Linked DNA regions of Homo sapiens: region 2 is linked to region 1. The links are chromatin loops, found by intact Hi-C in ENCODE. Cell type or tissue: heart left ventricle. All regions are shown on one strand. Links, peaks and the distances in the headings refer to the core of each region. The heading gives the core; the rest is flanking DNA.

What was found. A loop is a pair of places that touch in the nucleus more often than their neighbours do. Peaks named below come from ENCODE experiments on the same cell type or tissue, not always from the same donor. Only the 100,000 strongest peaks of a DNase experiment are listed, where the experiment ranks them.
Region 2: a loop joins it to region 1, with 6 times the contacts of the local background. A loop is called at or near these places in 7 of 110 quality-filtered maps.

Annotation. Positions count from the first base shown.
Region 1 is chr7:156,948,313-156,951,204 of GRCh38, reverse strand. It overlaps NOM1 (nucleolar protein with MIF4G domain 1), which reads right to left and starts at 1,493. Exons shown (of 11, transcript NM_138400.2): 1 at 481-1,493. The coding sequence starts at 1,467. RefSeq lists silencers at 1,073-1,122, 1,403-1,752 and an enhancer at 1,813-2,341. In heart left ventricle, for the core only: a CTCF peak has its summit at 1,569 (motif pointing left); DNase peaks (open chromatin) are centred at 1,060, 1,494 and 2,382; H3K4me3 peaks cover 2,294 bases; H3K27ac peaks cover 595 bases; H3K27me3 peaks cover 449 bases.
Region 2 is chr7:155,795,368-155,798,259 of GRCh38, reverse strand. No RefSeq gene overlaps it. Among named protein-coding and RNA genes, the nearest start is that of SHH, 16 kb to the left of the region's middle. In heart left ventricle, for the core only: CTCF peaks have their summits at 934 and 1,135 (motif pointing left); a DNase peak (open chromatin) is centred at 1,139; H3K27me3 peaks cover 2,420 bases.

The DNA.
Region 1 (2,892 bases), core at 215-2,714:
GCTGGTCTCAAACACCTGACCTCAAATGATCTGCCCCGCCTCAGCCTTTATCTTTAATTCAATGTTGGACTTTATCTAAGGGAGTGCTGTAAATTAGCTTCGAGTTTTAGAAAATTCACTCTAAAAGTCGGGCACGGCAGATGTCCTCGGATACTCGAAAGAGGCCTTAACAGATGAGGTAGGGTTAACAGGTTTAGAGACCTGGGCTGGTAAACACAGAATGAAGATGCTGCACTGTGGAAATGGCCCTTAAGTCCCCGGGATAAAAATGTCTCTATATTGCTTTTCTCCTAAACTTTACATTATGAAAATTTAAAAACATGAAAGAAGACCGAATAGAGTAACGTACTCGATTTACTCACATTCAGCTGAAACCATTATCAAGACACCAAGTCTGTGTCATTTCTGCCTCACGCCCCATTCCCTGTCCCGTTATTTTGAAGGAAATCCCAGAGGGCCTAGAGAGTGTTCACACGATACCTTATCCGTTATGTCACCGTCCTCCGAGGAATTTTCACTCTTTTCTTCATCTTCTGCAAAACGGACTCTCTTCCCCCTCCTTTTCTCCTGCGCTCCCTTTTCCTTTTCTTCCCCCTGTTCCTCTTCTGTATCCTCGTCGTCGTCCTCGCTCTGCGCTTCTGCTTCCTGCGCCTTCTTTTCCTTTTCTACGTCTCCCTCCTCCTCCTCCTCACTTTCGTCCTGGGAGTCACTCTCTAAGTCACTTTCGGGGAGTGTCTGTCCGGCATCTTCCTCCTCCTCACCACTGCTGTCGTACAAGCCGCTATTTTTCCCAGACTCCAGGGCTCCCAGAATATAGTCAAGACCGTCGCGTGCAAAGCTCAGCGGCACGGAGCTGCTGCCGTCCTTCTTTTTGCGCTTGTTCAAACCGAGGCAACGCTCCAGCTTTCGGATCTCTCGGTCCTCCTCCTCGTTCGCCGCTAAAAGCGCCCGTTTCCGGGCAGCGGCGGTGGCGGCTGCGGAGGGTCTGGTCTTTGCGGTGGCGGCCGTGGCCTTGGCCTTGACCCGGGACGGCCGCGGCTTCCTGGGAGGCGAGGGGTCCCGACTAGGGGCTGGGCGGGCGCGCTCCTCCGTGTCCTGCCGGTGACCGCTGGCTTCTTCGGCTCCGCTTCGGCCTCCCAGGCCGGGACCCTGTTCGGGGCCCGCCGTCCTCTGCAGCCGGCGTGCTTTCCGCAGGTGCCGCTTCTCCTTCCTCAGTTCCTTACGGCTTTTTCTCCCTCCCGGGCGAAAGCTCACCGGGGCGCCGCGCCCCTCGCAACCCCCGGGAGCCTCGCCTTCCGAAGTCGCGTGCACGAACTCCTCCACCGCTAGCTTCAGCCTCTTCAGGGCCTTCTCCCCACCGCCAGCAGGACCGCGGCGCGGCCCGCGCCCGCCTCTGCGCTTCATGCGGACCACGCGTCCCTGGGAGCCGCCCGGGCCGGCCTCTCCCGCGCTCCTGGACGCCGCCATCTTTCGAAACGCGTGGACGCACGACTTCCGGCCGAGGCGGGACTTCCGGGGAAGAGGCGGCTGCGCGGGGCGGGCGGGCGGCGCCCCCTGCTGGCCGGAGGGCGACAGCGTGCAGAGCTGCGCGGAGCCGGGTGCGGGGGCAGCCGGGCAGGTGGCGCCCGGGGCAGGCGCGCCCGCGGGTGGGCGCCGCGTGGACGTCAGGCTCGCGATGAGCATGGAGGTGCCTTCACATTTAAAAGGGAAATCCGGCCGGGCGCGGTGGCTCACGCCTGTAATCCCAGCACTTTGGGAGGCCGAGACGGGTGGATCACCTGAAGTCAGGAGTTCGAGACCAGCCTGGCCAACCTGGTGAAACCCACCCACCCCCCTACAAAAATTAGCTGAGCGTGGGGGCACGCGCCTGTAATCCCAGCTACTCGGAGGCTGAGGCAGGAGAATCGCTTGAACCACGGAGGCGGAGGTTGCAGTGAGCCGAAATGGCGCCATTGCACTCCAGCCTGGGCGACAGAGCGAGACTCCAAAGGGAAATCCTCGCGTATGATGGAGGGGAGACTCCGCGCGGGTCGGCGCGGTGCCGGAGGTTGGCGGCGGCGACGACGCTGGGATGCGCGGGCCCCAGGTTCGTGTCCGCCCAGGACCCAGGAATGCGACCTTATTTGGAAATAGGGCCTTTGCAGATGTGGTCGAGAGGAGCCCTCGTGGGTTAGGACTGGCCCCAGAGCCAGCGTTCTCCTGAGAAGCAGGCTCTGGATACGGACCAGGGAGACGCCTGTGGCCCCCAGGCGGCCGAGGACCCCTGAGGAGCCGGCCCTGCCCAGGCTGGGTTTGGACGCTGGGCCCCGAGGGCAGAGCGTTTGAGGTTCCTCTTTACTGGGTAACTTGAACCGGGAAGCGAACGCAGAGGCCGCGCAGTTTGCGTCTGGATTTTTGGGAAGCCCGGAGGCGCAGGAGCAGCCTCGCCTAGCAGTGAGCTGGGGGAAGACGGGGCTGCTGCTGTGGGGTTCTCGGCCTGACCAGGGGCCGCTTCTCTTCCCGGACAGCTTCAGAAGCTTCATTTCCACAGAGTTCCCACCCTTGACTTAATTTAATTTAATTTAATTTTTTTTCTTTTTTTTTTCTTGAGACCGAGTCTCACTCTGTTGCCCAGGCCGGAGTGCAATGGCGGACCAAAGTGCTGGGATTACAGGCAAGCCACCGCGCCCGGCCCGTCCTTGACTTTAAAATGATTTAATTTTTGTCAACTTGTCAGCTCAAAATGGCATCTTGTCATTTAGTTCCTGATGAGAGTGGGTGTCTTTGTTCACTGGCCATTTGTATTTCCTCCTCTGTTTATGGCCTTTGTCCATTTTCCTTATAGGTTTTACGAATTTTTTTAAATATAAAATTTATTTAATATAAATTTAAAGTAGAGACAGGGTCTCCCTG
Region 2 (2,892 bases), core at 105-2,604, 1.2 Mb after region 1:
TCCATGGCTTAGGTCTCAGAATCCCAGCTGAAGGCCTCTGGCCAGAACTCTGCGGCTCTCATGGCCCAGGCGGCCCACCTAGCAGGCAGGCCCCACTGGGCAGGAGCCTCCGCAGAGGAATGGGGCTGTGGAGAGGACAATGTGGTCCCTGCCATTTCAGAAAGAGGATGAGAGCCTCCGCGCAGCCCAGGAAGCCAAGGCACGGTTGAGCCTGCCCGTGTTTACTCCACGGCGCGCCATTCTAATGGCAGCTGTTCTTCTTACTGCTCTGTGAGTGGCAGGGGACGGCGCAATCTTCCCTCCTGTGCCTGGGGCCTCGGAGAGTGGAGTGAGCCTCGGCCCAGTGTCCAGGTTCCTACCTTCCAAAGATTCCGGCTGGGGCACTATCCTGGGCCTGGTTCCCCCAGGGCCAAGCTGCAGAGCGCCGGGCACCACCCGCGAGAGAAGCAGCCACCCACCCCTGGGTGTGCCCAGGAGCCCATCCACAGTTTGGATCTGCACCGAACACCAGCAGACTGCAGCAGGAGGCTCCTTCTGCAGTTCCAACTCGGCTTCCGAGGGATGCAGGCCGGTGCTCTCCTCCTCTCCAGCCCTGGTCAAGCCAGGGCTCCGGTGGTCTTTCAGCCTCCACAGCCTCTGCATGTAAAAGGCACTGGCAGCACAGGGTGGACGTTTGGGGAGTTTACCTACCCACGTCCGGGCTCTCTCCTCTCCCTGCACCTCCATGCTCTCCCCAGAATTGCAGGGTGCTGGGTGCAGGTGGCACCTGCCATTGGACCAGCTCCTGGCTGCTTCTCCAGAAGTGTCCCGGGGCTGGAGGGAGCCGGGGTCCCGGGGCTGGAAGGAGCCGACACTTGGGGCCCGGGGATGGAGGGAGCCGTGGACTTGGGGCCTGGGGCTGAGGGAGCCGTGGACTTGGGGCCCGGGGCTGGAGGGAGCTGGGGTCCCAGGGCTGGAGGGAGCCGTGGACTTGGGGCCTGGGGCCGGGGGGAGCCGGGTCGGGGGCTGGGGGGAGCCGGGGTCCCGGGGCTGGAGGGAGCCTTGGAGTTGGGGCCCGGGGCTGGAGAGAGCGGTGGCTGGAGGGAGCCGTCCCCGCGCTGCCCTGGTGGAGTCCGCGCGCCCTCTGGTGGTCGCCTCGGGGAAACGCCGCGGGGCCGTAGCCGGCGGTCCGACAGCCCAGGTGAGCCCTTAAGGATTCAAGCGTCAGAGTCCCTTCAAACCGAGGGCGGGTGACTACAGGCCACCTCCACCCACGGGAGCGTCAAGGAGGGGCGGCGAGGTGAGCACCAGGGGGTCACGCGCCTTCCTCTCCAGAGGGGTCAGTTCAGCCTCGGGGGGCTGGGGCCGGCCCGGAGAGGCCGCCCTGAGTCCGGGACCCGCAGGAGGCCTCAGCCAAAAACAGAGGCAGGGGCGTGGGAGAGTGAGGGGATGGTGCCGGCCGTCAGCACAAGAGAGGAAAGAAACTGAAAAATCTGGAAATCAGGAAAAGTATTGGCTGAGGGCAGAGGGCAAAGGCCACCTCTGACATCTGACCCTGAAAGCGACCGAGTCCCGAGCGTCCAGAGCTGTCCCGAGGGTTCCACGGGAAACCTCGTCCTGTCACCACGACTCCCTCTGTGCAGATGGAAGAGCGGGTCTCGGAGGGGGCGCAAGGTCTCGCGGGGAGCAGGGAGCGGCACAGACTTGGCCGGGGCCACCCACCCACTGCAGCAGCCCCTTCCCTCCAGCCCATCTTCTCTAGCTCCAGAAGCAGGTCTCAGGCTGAATAAACAGGTGTGCTAGGCGGTGAAGGCCAGGGAGCGCGGAGGAGGGGATGGGACAGCCAGGCCGAGGGGCGCCGAGCCCTGGACAGAGGTGCATGGATAGAAACAGTGTTCGCTCTGAAACAGGGACTGGTGGTGTCCTCTCGTAGTCAAATCCTGGGTGGAAAGCGTTCTAGGACATATGAGAACCCAGGTGAAGAGATGGAGCGTTTCTGCTGACCCTAAGGAACACTCTTCTGGAATCCAGGTTGGTGAAACACAAAGGCTGCCCCATCACTAGCAAGTGCTTAGAGCCCGGGTCCCAGCCCAGGCAGGCGGCAACGCAAGGCCAGCATCAGGAGGACCCAGGGGCCGGGCCAAGGCTGGCCGTCCTGGGATAGGAGACCCTCCCCAGCGCCACAGAAGGCCCCATTCTCTGGGTGGTGACCAGCTGCCCCAGGGATGCCCTGCCTTGAGGTTGGATCTGAAAAACCACCTCTTTCAGCTTTTTCTCCTTTGTCACAAAAAAAGTTTCAGAAATAAAAACCTACTGGAAGATTCCTTATAACATGTACAGAAACCGTGTCAGGCTGAGTGTGCAGTAACCGTGTGGGATGACGGGCCACACACACCCGGGAGTACACCCTCACCGCAGCACCTACACACGTGTGTCACACCAAAGCCAGAGTTTGCCAAGAATATTTACCCTACACCGCAGTATCGTCTCTTTATTCAAGCCGGCGACTAATTGATTTCAGGACCCACTAGTGGGTTGTGGGAGCAATTTTAGAGTCCCTGCTCTGTGTCCAGGGCCACATCAAGAATGAAAGAAGGGAGTACTGAGGGAGCCCCAGCCCTGGATGCCCCTCCCTGGGGAGCACCTGCCCTGAACACCCGGCCAGCCAGGCAGAGTGGGGCAGAGGCGCAGCCCACCCTTCCAGGGCAGGTGAGCCACAGGCACCCCTCCCAAGACCCCTCAGCGAATGTGCCAACCCTGCCAACCTCTCCTCTGGTCGCAGCTCCCTCTCTGTTCTAGACACTGGAAGTTTCCTTGCTCCACTGGGAGGGCTGTGAGCATACATGAGGGAAAGACCCCAGGAGAAGAGAAAAGAGAAGGAAAGAGAAGTGGCTGAGATGTACCCAGGACTTC